2 separate regions of the Homo sapiens genome follow, and region 1 is linked to region 2. The links are chromatin contacts, found by Hi-C or POLR2A ChIA-PET in ENCODE. All regions are on one chromosome and are shown on one strand. The core of a region is the stretch at or near the end of the contact, and the rest is flanking DNA. Distances in the headings are between cores, read along the strand shown. Region 1 overlaps LOC105374217 (a long non-coding RNA gene). Region 2 overlaps TMEM212-AS1 (TMEM212 antisense RNA 1).

Region 1 (7,097 bases), core at 3,277-5,776, 79 kb after region 2:
GCACCTCTTTTTCTTTTTTCTTTTTTTTTTTTTTTTTTGAGACAGAGTTTCACTCTTGTTGCCCAGGCTAGAGTGCAATGGCGCGATTTCGGCTCACTGCAATCTCCGCCTCCCGGGCTCAAGCGATCAGCCTCCGAAGTAGCTGAGATTACAGGCATATGCCACCACATCTGGCTAATTTTGTATTTTTAGTAGAGACGGTGTTTCACCACGTTGGTCAGGCTGGTCTCGAACTCCTGACCTCAAGTGATCCACCCACCTCGGCCTCCCAAAGTGCTGAGCTTACAGGCATGAGCCACCACACCTGGCTGGTGCACCTCTTTTCTAAATATGAAGCCAGGAGTGCAATATTCGCTTGGGTAACTTGTCTATTGCATTCAATACCTATCATGATCTGACAAAAATACCTGATTTCTTGAAACCAAGTACTACGAAGATTATATTTTGTAACAATACTGACCCTATAACCTTTATTTCCTTTTTTACTCAGTTTATTTCCCATCTATTTTGTCATCAATAATTGAATAACTTAATAAATAAAGTAGATTATCCAGACCTCAATAAATGTACATAACAAAACAAATTGTGCTGAGGACTACCCAGCTGTAACAAGCTATGTTTCTTATTAAGGGAAGAGCCACAGGTGGTGACAACTGAATCTAAGACTAAATACAGTGTGTTTTTAGAATCTGATGGAACCAGTGGTGTGCTGGTAAATGTTTAACAACTAGCTCTCTAAAGAAAGAAAAGAGCCCTGATTTATGGTGTTTGTTGATTTTCATGGTATACATACTCCCACCACAGCCATTTTCAAGCCGACAACATGAAATCAGAGTTGGAAAGAAATGCTACACTTGGCTCTCAGGACTCAATAGGAGCTAATCCCATCATATCACTTGGTAAAAGATTCACAAAATGGGGTCTCCTTTTCACAAAACTGCTAAAAATAAATTCGAAGTCTGATCTAATATAACGATTTACATACAGAAGAAAGGAATTCTGTGACAGATGTTGATATATAAAGCCCTCATAAAACAATAGGGATGGCATTTCAAAGGCTTTTGGAAAATAGGAAGTTCAAGACAACAGCTTTGGTGACAGAGGTGGATGTTACCATTATTTTCCTTCTTCCAGATGTCATCTAACGTATAATTTTTTTGAATTAACATTCATAAATCTTAAAAAGTAAAAATCTTTTACTTCAAATCTTAAAAAGTAAAAAAATGTGTTATTCAATATTATCAGGGAATAAGTATTTTACAGAAGCAATTTTTTTAACAAGTTCAATCCTCTGATCAAAAAATGTTTAAATATTTTTCTAATCATATCACACAAAATTTTAGGGAAAATGTAACAATTCTCTGACTTACACAATGCATAATGGATGTCATTACATTACTGGTTCTTCTTTTAGGACATTAAAAAAGATTTTGGACTGGTCTGTAAAACACTGCAGTGCACTGAGGAACTATTTAAATAAATTGAGCTGTGGGAGGCCCCCCTTCCCACTGTTGTGTTCTTGAGTATTTAGGTTGGCTTTTTATATTTCTCCCTTCCTTTCATCCTTTCTGCCTGCTGTGAGCTGTCACTTGCTGTCTGAGTCACAGCCTCTGGCTATTTCACTGCCTCCTCCCATTTCTAATTTGCTGCTTCTAACCTGCCAAGGGCTAGGAAACAAAGCAGTTAGCCCACCTTCTTTGCCTTATGTATAAGACAGACTCAGAGAGAGGGCCTTGGAGGCTTTCCTATGAGGAAAGGGCAACGATTTAAGTCCATCAAAGTTGACATCTAGTTTCCCATTGGAACTTAATCTGTACATTTCCTAAAACAAAGAAAACATACTAGTGTGCCCATGATCCTATGCAGTTGAACTTGGGGCTGAGATCTATATTGTTCACAAATTGACTAAGATATTACAATCGTCTCTCATCTTACAATACTTTGAAATATTGAGTGACTTTTTTCCTATCTCAGGACATCTCCAAGAATAGACTTGTCCCACTAATTAGAGTTGGATTCCTGACATGAAATCTGTTACCTTTGCTTCCTTCTATTCAGGGTTGTCTACTGCCTCTGACTTGTCATCTATAGTCACACAGAGAAAGACAACTCTGCTTAATAATTTGAGATCTCTCTGTCTCAGTCTTTTTCCCCACTTAGGTAAAATTTACATACAGAAATGCACACATCCTAAGTATACAATTTAATGAATTTTGATCAATGTACACACCTAAATATTCATCACTCCAATCATGATATAAACTTTTTTTTTTCTCAGATGGAGTCTTTCTTTGTCTCCCAGTCTGGGGTGCAGTGGCACGATCTAGTGGCACGATCACTGCAACCTCTGCCTCCTGGGTTCAAGTGATTCTCCTACCTCAGCCTTCCAAGTAGCTGGGACTACAAGCATGTACCACCATGCCCAGCTAATTTTTGTATTTTTAGTAGAGATAGGGTTTCACCATGTTGGCCAGGCTGGTCTTGAACTCTTGACCTCAGATCACCTCAAGTGATCTGCCCACCTCAGCCTCCCTCCCAAAGGGCTGGGATTACAGGTGTGAGCCACTGCACCCAGCCATGATAAAAACATTCTATCTATCAACCGAGAAAGTTCTCTGTGCCCCTTCCAGTCACTTTCCACCTCTCACAGGCAATCACTGTTCTAAACCTGTTCTCTGAATTTTGCCTCTGGTTTTTCTGGCTCAACATACAGTTTTTGGGATTTAGCCATCTTGTTCTTTGGATCAATGGTTCATTCCTTTTTATTGCTAAATACTTATCCAGTGTATAACATACCACAATTTGCATATCCATTCCATTGTTGATGGATACCTTTCCAGCTTAGAAGTAGTATGAATAATGCTCTGTAAACATTCTTATATAAATCTGTGTGTGAACATAAGTTTTTATTTCTTTTAGGTAAATATCTAGAAGATAACCTGCTGGATCATGAGGTAAGTGAATATTTAACTTTTTTTTTCTCAACATTTTGTTATGAAATTTTTCAAACATACAGAAAAAAAGAAAGGAACTGTACAATGGACAATTATTGTCCCAATACCCACCACCTAAATTCTACAAGTAGCATTTTGCTAATTTACTTTATCGTGTATCCATTCTCTCATTCATCCATCAACCCATCTTATTTTTTAATGCATTCCAAAGTAAGTTGTACCCATCAGTACACTTTACCCTTCAACACGCATATTACTGGCTGGGCACAGTTGCTCACGCCTTTAATCACAACATTTTGGGAGGTCGAGGCAGGTGGATCACTTGAGCTCAGGAATTTGAGACCAGCCTGGGCAACATGGCAAAACCTTGTCTCTACAAAAAATATAAAAATTAGCCAGGTGTGGTGGCACATGCCTGTAATCCCAGCTACTCGGGAGGCTGAGGTGGGAGGATGGCTTGAGCCTAGGGGGCAGAGATTGCAGTGAGCTGAAATCTCACTATTGTACTCCAACTTGGATGACAGAGTGAGACACTGTCAAAAAAAAAAAAAGCATATTACTAATGACAGCTCAATATTTGTTTACAGATTTTTTAGGTAAATATATATATTTGTTCATGTTGTTGTTAGGTTGTATGAATTCTTTATATATTCTGTCAGACATAAGTATTTAAATATTTTCTCCCATTCTGTGGCTTGCCTTTTCATTTTCTTAACAATGTCTTTTGATGAGCAGAAATTTTCATTTTGATGAAGTCCAATTTACTAATTTTTAATGGTTAATATTTTCTCTGTTTTATCTAAGAAACTGTTGCCAATTCCAAGATCACAAAGATATTTTTCATTTTCTTTTGGAGGCATTATATTTTTAGCCTTTACATTGAGTACACAGATTTTAAAAGCATTTTTTAAATTTATTTTTATTTTTTCCAGATTTTTTTAGGATATAATTGACAAGTAAAAAATGAATATATTTAAGGTGCACAATGCGATGTTTTGGTATACGTGGACATTGTGAAGTGGTTGCAACAATTAAGTTAAATAACATATCTGTCACCTCACATAGTTACCTTTGTGTGTGTGTGTGTGTGTTTGATGAGCATAAAATCTATCTGGCAGCAAAGGCATTTTCTAAAGTCCAGAAAATGCCACTAATATATGCATTAATAATATACAAAAAACCAGTAACTAACTTTATTATGTTAACTTATCTTTTCTTTTCTCTGTTGAACTATTTATTTACATACCTAAACTCTACTCAAACTGCTGTTGTAAAAAACAAGGAGGAATTAGTTTCTCTTCATCTCTAACACCAGAAGAAGATCCATTTTGTAGTCTTATTGCTCTGTTGAATGACTGTCTCCTGGTTTGTGGGCAGACTGGAAGCAGGAGTTCTCTCTGTTTTGGCCACAGTACCCAGGGATACATGCAGCGTACTCAGATACAGGATTGGTTAAGGCAGAGTGCTGAAAAGGTGTTGCTTGACTAGTCTGCCTACTTTGCATACGAGAATTTGGACTAAAATTGTCACTCTAAGTCTCCTGGATCAGCTATGAATCCTTAACAATAGTATCTCAAAATTCAGAACCTTATGAAGCTTTATTAATGATGACAGTACACTATGGAATGTGTTTGGTAAACAGAGAGGGAGAAATCACATTAAAATAGACAATATGTTTCTTCACCAAGGTCTCTAGCTTTCTTCACTGAGGAACTGTGAAAGGTTTTCACCAGTCACCAGTCTAAGGGAACTCCTCTCTTTCTCTCTCTCTCTCAGATTTTTCCCCCGTTTCCATCGTTCCATTGTCTATTGAACCTTTTCTCAGAATCCTGCACTAGTTAGTTAGTGCAGGAACAATTACTTCCTTGTGTTCAGTCATTTAACACCAACTGCGGAGAGAGCTCCGGCTCTCTGTGTGCAGGTGCTCAAAGCTCAGGGCTTTTGCTTTTTTTTTTTTGACTCTTCACCAAACCTCTTTTCCATAACTCTAGCTACTCTCGTTATTAATTTTACAGAGCAAAAGGAGACTCCTTGTTGTCTCCAGCACACTCCATACAATTCCTGCCATAGCAGCTTGGTTCTTGACCTATCCTGTAGGCTTCTTTAAGCTATGGCAGTGGGAAGAATTACGTACCTCACTTTAGCCTTTTGTTTTGTTTTGTTTTGTTTTTTTGTAGAGATGAGCTCTCGCTTTATAACCCGGGCTGGTCTTGAACTTCTGGCCTCAAGCAAGCATCCTGTCTCAGCCTCCCAAAGTGCTGACATTACAGGCATGAGCCACTCACTTTGGCCTTTGATAGAAGAAAACAGCTTCTAGATAGTCCAGATTTAACGTGAATTGAGAGAGCTGTGGGACTTTGTATTTTCTGGAGTGTCACTTTTCTTGCCTTCTTGATTCCTGAAGCTTTGCCTGTTGCTGTATTCCAGTTCAGTCCCTTAGTACACAGCTTGCATAGGCTACTATGATTTGCCTAAAATCAGAAAATACTTACATTTAAAATGTATATACATGCTTTTAAGAAATGCATTCTCAGTATGTTAAATAATCAGATGAACTAAAATGTTTACTTTTTAAACTGTTGTTTTGGCTTCTTACCACGTTGAAATGCTTATCATTTTAATTTATGCAAGTTAGTAACTCTCACTCCACAACCAGCTTACTCTAAAAATATGAACATTATACCAAAGTCAGTAAATGCAATAGTTTTTTTTTTTTTTGCATGAGAATTCTTGGAAAAACATTTTAATCACCTAAAATATCATTAATTTAAAACTAATTAGACTAAATAAGATTTGGCAAATTTCTGCCCTTCAGACAAATCGTTCATATTTTTCGTAATTTGTTCGTGCATGTTACCATGGAGACAGTGAAGTCAAAACACACCAGCTAGTGCATTGTTCAGCTCTGGACTTCCTACTATAGATTTGATTAAGTAATCTGGCCTGCTCATTTTGAGAATCTGAGAACATAGCATTGTCTCTTTAGTAAAAGCATGGTCAGCATTCAGACGTAATCAATAAGGCAATAAGAATTAGGTGTTACATGTAATCATTGCCCTTTTTTATGTGATAAAATAAGGAAAAGGTAAATCACTTACTTCAATCAGTTATTTATGTGGTAAATGCAATGCCTCTGATTCATTCCTCAGAGAAGTGGGCTTGATCTTATAAAAGGAATGAAAAAAAAAACTGCTTATTTGGTAAATGAGACAGGTGGCCTTTTTGACTAAAGCACCAAATAAGGCATTTTTGGGACTCATTTCCTTTGCAGATGCATTGAATATTATTCTCCATCTTCCTGCCTTACACAATACTTGGAACAATAGAAAAATGCACCTCTTTTTCAATGAAGCGTACTTGTCGTCTAATGATTTTGTCTTTACAAGCCCCTTTTATGACATGCTGTCTTGTAGAAATGTTACTTTCATCCTACTGGGCTTCGTCTAGAAGGTCAATATGGTTATGGTTTCTACATTCTGTTTCTTTTACTGTGAAAACTGGCAAAAAAAAAAAAAAAAAAAAAAAAAAGGCACTCCTATGCTTTGATTTAATCCACTTCCAGAAGGACAGATGTTATCAGTGGCCAGAAAAGGTAGGTTATGCGTATGTAAGGATCCCCTCCCCACCATTTCATAAGGACACAGAAAGAGAAATGTCTTAGGTGTGTTTTAAAAACAAAAATGAATTGTATGAATCACCGGAGAATAATCAGAAACCGTCCTATTCCAACCTTTATGCATCACCAACAAAACAAAATTGGTCATTTTTAAGAAATCTTCATTTTCTTTGAGTCTAAGCACACCTATGGAATTTTGAAGCTGACCAATAAGAGTGATTTGGCTTCCGAGCAAGGGTTTTATTCAGGAACAGGCAAATCACTCAAGCAGCTGAATAATTCCAGTGACTTGTATAAAAAAAATTCCTGCTGTAGCAAACAATGAAATTATTGCATTGCAAGTACAGAAAAGACTAACTCTTTAGGTTTTCCTACTTGACTCTATATGGAACATATTTCAATAATAGTTTGTTAATGTACTTCTTTCCAATAATTAAAATATGAATATTTAACCATATAATTACATTTCATCTCAGCAGAGAGATTTGCGGGTATAATTTCTACATAATTCTTAAAGTATGGACCAA
Region 2 (6,577 bases), core at 956-3,455:
AGACACTTTCTTTTCTTTGATAAACTATAGAAATAAACACGTCTCTTTTTTTCTTCCTGGGGTCAAAAGAATGGACAGTAAATTTGGAGCAGTGTTCCTCCTAAATTTGCCTTATATGTGATCTTTATTTTGAAATATTTACAAAATAATTTTGATCTTTAAACTCTTTCCCTCTATGTCCTTATAAAATAAAAATTTAAATAGTTTTACATGTTAGCCTTTTAAAATTAACTTTTTTCTGATTTATATATTATGACATAAAAATTGAAATTATATTATTATCGTTATAGAAATTTTAAAATTCGAAATATAAATTTACAGTGAATGAATGTTGTCTTGAAGTTTCTCTTGTTCCTTGTGTGGTGTTTCATTAAACTGTAATTCCGTATTACCTAAATTGAGGAAACGTTTTTCTCAGCTTTTCTTCATTGCCATTACCAAAGTGACTCAAAATCTTCAAAGCACAGTTAAAACACTGAATTGTGCCGTAATGAGAAGGGCCTTCTGCATAGGGAGTGTGACCCTCCCTCCTAGACTCTCTGTCTCTTGTCTTTGGCACTCATGACAGTTTAATAGTTAGAAGGCACCTTCAAGGTCCGTTAGGCCAACTTCTCATCAAATGTCCCAAGGTCTATATGCCCCTTACAGTTCAGCCATTCCCAAGAGGCAACCCATTCAGCTATTAAGTAGCTCGAAATGTCCAGGTTCTTTCTTCATTTGGTTAGAGATCTGCTTCTTACATTCTTTATGTCTTGGTCCTGCAACTGTAGTTCTTTATAGCATAATGCAGTGGTTCTCAGATTGTGGTCCCCAGACCAGCAGCATCGGCATCACCTGGGAACTTGCATGAACTGGAAAGTGTGGGCTTGGGTCTCATCAATCTGGTTTAGGAAGTTGAACTCCAGATGACAATGATGCACACTAAAGTCTGGGATGCACAGATGTCCTATAGTAGAAAGTGGGTGGGGCTTTGGAATGAGGAACCCCTGGCCCAGAAACCCAGATCCTGGCCCTCTGTGATCTTAGGGCAACCCCTCAGTTTTCTCCTGGTCAGATGGAGCTGATGGGGGCAGCTAATTCACAGGCGTGCTGACAGAATTCAATGATACCCCATAGGTAAAGCACAGAGCAGAAAATCCAACATACTGTGAGCACTCAAAATCGGCGTGTAGTGTTATAGAGTCATGCAACGCATTTATTGGATGCCTTTGAGTAACAGTCTACATAGAGTCCATGCGTTTGATAATTAACAAGTTGAGAAAAAAGTTTACATATAACACTCTAGACATGAAACTGTTAAATACCTTCATTTTACAGATGAAAAATCCGATATTCAGAGAGGCTAAGTGACATGTTCAAAGGCACACAGCTGGTCCTACAATTGATGCCTTAGCAGCCTGAGCTCCAATTCTTGATAAAATGCCCAGTGGTCACCTTAAATTTCTTCAGAACAGAGTGGGATATAAATAAGAAAGCAAATATAAGCAAATAAATAACCAGAACACCCAATAATGGGTACGAATGCTCAAATAATGTGAGCATGATGCAGTTACTTGAGTCATTCTTCACTGGATTCCTGTGACATAAAAGGAAGTCCTGTGATTGGTGTCTGGAAGTCCTGTAAGTGCCTCCCAGCCCCTGGCTCTTCAGTCAACACATGTTTATTTGTCACTTTAATGGAGCAATAAAATATCTAGTCCTGGGTCTGGTGATTACACAAGTAGGGACTTCAAATGTGTCAGTATATTATCTGAATTACTTTAATATTTTTGTACACAATTCTGAGGAGTACAAACAGATACAAAACTTTTATGGTACCAAGTGAAGTAGTCCAGTACCATGTCTTTTAGGTTAACCGAAATCCCAGGTATAACATTAAAAATTATATTCAGATATCATGAAATATGTGGGGGTATTTCTTGCCCTTACAGTTAACAAGAAATGAAGAGTCATTTTGCTGTGCCCTTGCCTGGGAGAACTAAAAGGTTATTTCTTGCCTTCATATGCCACAAAAGTCTGTTTCACAGACTGGAAGGAATAAGCATCTTTACTTTAAACAACCTGCTTCCAGTTTTGTGTGGCTGTTGATATTATAGAACCAGTGGCAGAGGCCAAGGCAGGAAAATGGGCTGGGTTACTTATAACTCTTTGAATGTGGACACATCAGCTTGCGGGAAGGAAACTATTTAAAATGGGGCTTAGGGAAAGGGGGAAAAAAATCCCCTTTTCCCATATGAGATTCTTCCACGGTGTTGTCATGCAATCTTGAAAACCTCCATAGAACAGTAGATCACTCTCATTGGATATATGCAAATTTTCTGAGACCCAGTGGTTTCCTGCCAGGAAAAACTTATAATAACAGAGCAAGAATGCAATTTGAGCCCTTGCTTTCTGAAATCCCTGAAAGAACAGACTCATTCTTGACAGGGCAATTTCAGCCCTTGACATTCCAGGAAATAGCTCCATAATGTCATTTGGGCTGGGCTTGTAACCAGTCCTAAGATGTGGAGACACAAATGCAGCATGTAAGATTTCAAATATCAGTTCAGGGACCATTCTTGATTTTCACAGGGAGTTTAACAACAAAAACCACCAACAGAAGAAAACACAAGCAAGACATCCTAATTAAATTTAACATTGTCACTACTAATTAAACCCAATATAGGAAGAGGAAGGGTTTCTGCCAAGAAATTACAGACACATCCTGAAGCCTATTTCCTTTCCATTTCCTAGGTACTGGGTCCATGCCATAACCAGGATGTGACACCCAAACAAGACTGTATTTTGATCATTAATATATACGCATAAGTTAACCCCACCCTGGGGCCTCAAAGGCCTTTATGAGATGTGCTGGTCTTCGCATTTCGATGTGTTTCATTTTCTCTGGGTTCAGTACAGTTGAAAAAGGTTATGAGACTCAGGTTAAAAGTCAGGAAACGGATCAGGGCCCTATACTATGACATCATTTTCTTGCAATGCAATGAAGCAATGACATTTCCTGGAGGAAAAATTATTAGAGATGACAGGCAGCCTCAGTTATCTCCAATATTTGGAGTGGAAGGTGTCAAGCCTGCAAGCCTCCAGCTCCAGCCTCCTTCCCTGCTCTTCCTTGGCTGGGCCTTCTCAAAGGTGAAGCGAGAGAGAAAGAGAGAGCGAGAGACCAAGCCCACTTCCATTTTTTTTAATAGTCCTGGTATATTTTTAAATGAAGATATGCTAAAACTTAGTTATAAAAACTGTGTGATTTTTCATTATTAAAGCAATTAACACTCTACAACAAAAAATATGTGTAATATAAGCTTGCAATTTACAAAATAGTTTCCAGATTTATTTTTTAAAGTGACATCTAGGCAGAGCTACCTGGTATGACTGTGCAGGTCGACCAAGGGGAAGAGCGGGGATTAAAATCTGGTTCACAATTGCCAAACCTGGTGCAGGGCTGTATCTGCCTTTTTCTGATTCACACAAATGTTACACCACAAGTGATAGGTTGTCTTACAATAGGGCATAGGTTTAAGTGAACGATGAACCAGTTTCGTGCTTTCAATCTTAAGTATCTCTCTGACTGTAGGAATAACATATCTTGGGGGTATCTCCAGAAGTATAAATTTAGGGAGCTGCCTAATTGTGAGTCCTGGGACAAATGAGCCTCCTGGCAGGTCACCCCAGGCACATAGGGAATCTTTTCAGATTTACAAAAAGGTGGTGTTGATGAGACAACACAGGCTGTGTGAAACACGTGGTTTGGAGAACAGGAGCCCTGGGCTAGGTTTCAGCCTGGCCAGGTGCTTTTGTGCAAATTGTACAATTGTAGTGACACTACTGGCCTCCCATATGGTAGACCTTGACCTGGACTCCACATGCAGACGGACCTGCTCCAGCTCTTAAAAACCAGTTTAGAGACCTGAATCGAAGCCAGAAGAGTTTAAGGGCTTAAGTCAACACACTGAGACTCCACATCAAACCACTCTTGCTTCTCCATCTCTGCCTTTATGACTGGGTTTAGATAACTGGGCTTCTGCTACATACCTCTGTTCCAGTGTCTGGGTGCCCGATGAGTAATGCCCGAAACTGGGTGTCTAGTCCACTTACCATGCCCCTTCTGGGGACTGCAGGAATGTTCCATAAACAACAAACTGAGGGCTCCAGCCTTTGGACTCTTTTTTCTTCTACTTGTCCTCCCACTTGGATTCTCCTGGGAGTTAGCAGAATCCATCAAGCAATAACTGCAAACATGATAGAAGAGAACAACTCCTTAATACTTTTTTTCCATTTCAAAACAAACTACTAAGACACTTTTACTTCAGTGAACGAGAGCAAGCAGGGGTGAGAAGTTTCTATTGCAAAAAAAAAAAAATCAAAGTTATGACTTCAGAAATGTAAATTCCTAGTATCCTTGATAGATTTATATATCTAAGCAATGTTTCTAGATATTGTCCTAGGTTTGCCAAACAGATTTAAGCTCTCTATGGCAGTTGAGTGGCTAGGTGTCAGCCCTCACGAATCAAGAGTGCTTCTATAAATCATTTCACAGTAATTGGATGGGACTTGCAGTGACAAATATGCTCTTTCCTGGAGAAATTAGCGAATATCTGAAAGGCTTATATATTTCCCCAAGATTAGTCAAAACACAAGCCTAGTCGTCACACCTTTCCCTCATTATCCTGTGGTTGTTTTCTTAAATGTTGTGCGTCTTCATAAATGAGTCACTCTTTCCAAGATCTGTCAAAAGTATCAGTGGTTATAAGGCTGGGAAGCATACCAACCCTAGAAAGAAGTACAGAACTTTCAGTTATAGGCAAGAATGTAAAATGTCCAGAATTACTAGCGTTTTATTACTTTGCCAAATTTGCATTCTTACACCATTGAATCATTCCTTTTTAAGGATTCTTTTTCCTATAGTTAAACCTAGGAGGGAGAAAAAGGTATTTATTTTGCATGATATATTCGTATAGTTACAAAATCTGGAGCCTGTATTTTTTACCATTTGAATAATGCTTCTGCTTGCCCATACATGTTGAAAGTGTTGTTTAACTTAAATATACAGATCAGACTTAGTTTAAGAATCTACCCTTTCACCTTGCTCTAGGCAAGGAGAAAGATCAAAACTTCCTATATTTTTAAAGATGACCCGGTCTTTGTTTTGAACACTTCTCACATCTCCTGTTTGTAGAAGCTCCTGCAAAGACTGCATTGTTTTTCTATTCTATAAATCTATTTCTTAAAAATAAGACTTGCATTGCTCATTCGACATCCTAGAAGATATAATTTACCTATGAGGATAGAGTCTTTATGATGATTTTTTTAAATCATAGCATTAAAAAAATAGATATTTTCAATAGAAAAGGTTGTCAGAATTGGTAGGTGAAGAAAGGTATTCATAATTGATATGTTACAATGATAAAACTGATTTAGAAAAACGAAAAAATTTATGTTATCAATTCTGCCTTGAAATACTCAAGTGACCAAAATATTTTATATATTTTATTTTTACTTTAAAGTGACCCTAATTTATTAATTCATTCATTTTTTTCTTAGGTTGCAATAGAATATAAAATAATTCTAATTTCACTTAGTTCATTAATTTATTAAAAATTAAGAATATGCATGCCAGGTGCAGTGGCTCATGCCTGTAATCCCAGCACTTTGAGAGGCCGAAGTGGGTGGATTACCTGAAGTCATGAGTTCTAGACCAGCCTGGCCAACATGGTGAAGACCTATCTCTACTAAAAATATAAAAATTAGCCAAGCACAGTGGCAGGCGCCTGTATTCCCAGCTACTCGGGAGGCTGAGGCAGGAGAATCACTTGAAACTGGGAGGCAGAGGTTGTAGTGAGCCGAGATTGCACCACTGCACTCCAGCCTGGGCAACAAAAGCAAAACTCTGTCTCAAAAAAAAAAAAAAGAAAAAAAAAAAAAGAATATGCAGGATGCCAGCCAGGGGTCAAGATGCAATGAATTGGGAAATGAAATCTCCCAGTCCACAAAATAAAGATAATATTAAAGTAAACATAACAAAGACGTTTGAACAGGTTAAATACTTACCAGGATAAGGACTGAAAAGCAAATCATTTTACTTTTTTGGGTTTCCATTCTCTCACCCATAAAACAAAGGAGTCAATTAATTGAATGTAGAAAATTCTGGGACTAAAAGAAATATGTGTGAGTGTTTCAAGTGAATTTAATGTGTACGAGCTTTCACATGCTTTGTTTGGCAAATTTCATCAGGAAAATATGCTCAAAGTTGAATTATGATTTCAGATATGGAGATGGACAATATCATAGACATAGTGAAAAACAGGAGGAAAAATATGGAGCTTGGCCATAAACAGGAGAGAATGTCTAAATGGAATGGATGGCCTGGGCGGGAGGGAGCCACAGCAGAGAGCTGCAAAGCGAGATTGGGCTGAGTGCACGGCAAAGCTCAGATCAATCAATCAACAAGGATTTTATTCTACTCAGGTTACTTTATTTGTTAAGGGATTCTTAAGGGGGTGCCTGAGATAACAAAGCCAAGGATTATAAACTGTGCTAAGTATAATAGATTGCAAAAATATCCTAGCATCTAGCTTTGTAA

The links. A loop is a pair of places that touch in the nucleus more often than their neighbours do. ChIA-PET counts read pairs that join two places held with the same protein, here RNA polymerase II (POLR2A). Pooled maps may share reads with other maps.
Region 1: a map of endothelial cell of umbilical vein shows a loop between it and region 2 (6-fold over the local background). The contact joins two enhancer-like sites. A Hi-C loop is called at or near these places in 6 of 168 maps with a recorded cell type or tissue (Calu3, IMR-90, PC-9 and 3 more) and 4 of 50 pooled maps. POLR2A ChIA-PET finds 5 or more read pairs at or near these places in 2 of 52 experiments (BJ and HepG2).

What each region holds. Positions count from the first base shown.
Region 1 is chr3:171,949,002-171,956,098 of GRCh38, forward strand. LOC105374217 (a long non-coding RNA gene) reads left to right here. Exons shown (of 4, transcript XR_924718.4): 2 at 2,920-2,954. Among named protein-coding and RNA genes, the nearest start is that of TMEM212-AS1, 52 kb to the left of the region's middle. Within about 2 kb of position 4,527, at least 5 of the 41 ENCODE cell types and tissues checked have a DNase peak (open chromatin) inside an H3K27ac peak, as active enhancers do; they include PC-9 and endothelial cell of umbilical vein, where a contact is called at or near this core.
Region 2 is chr3:171,872,171-171,878,747 of GRCh38, forward strand. It overlaps TMEM212-AS1 (TMEM212 antisense RNA 1), which reads right to left. Exons shown (of 3, transcript NR_046852.1): 3 at 4,182-4,226. Among named protein-coding and RNA genes, the nearest start is that of TMEM212-AS1, 25 kb to the right of the region's middle. Within about 2 kb of position 2,206, at least 9 of the 41 ENCODE cell types and tissues checked have a DNase peak (open chromatin) inside an H3K27ac peak, as active enhancers do; they include PC-9 and endothelial cell of umbilical vein, where a contact is called at or near this core.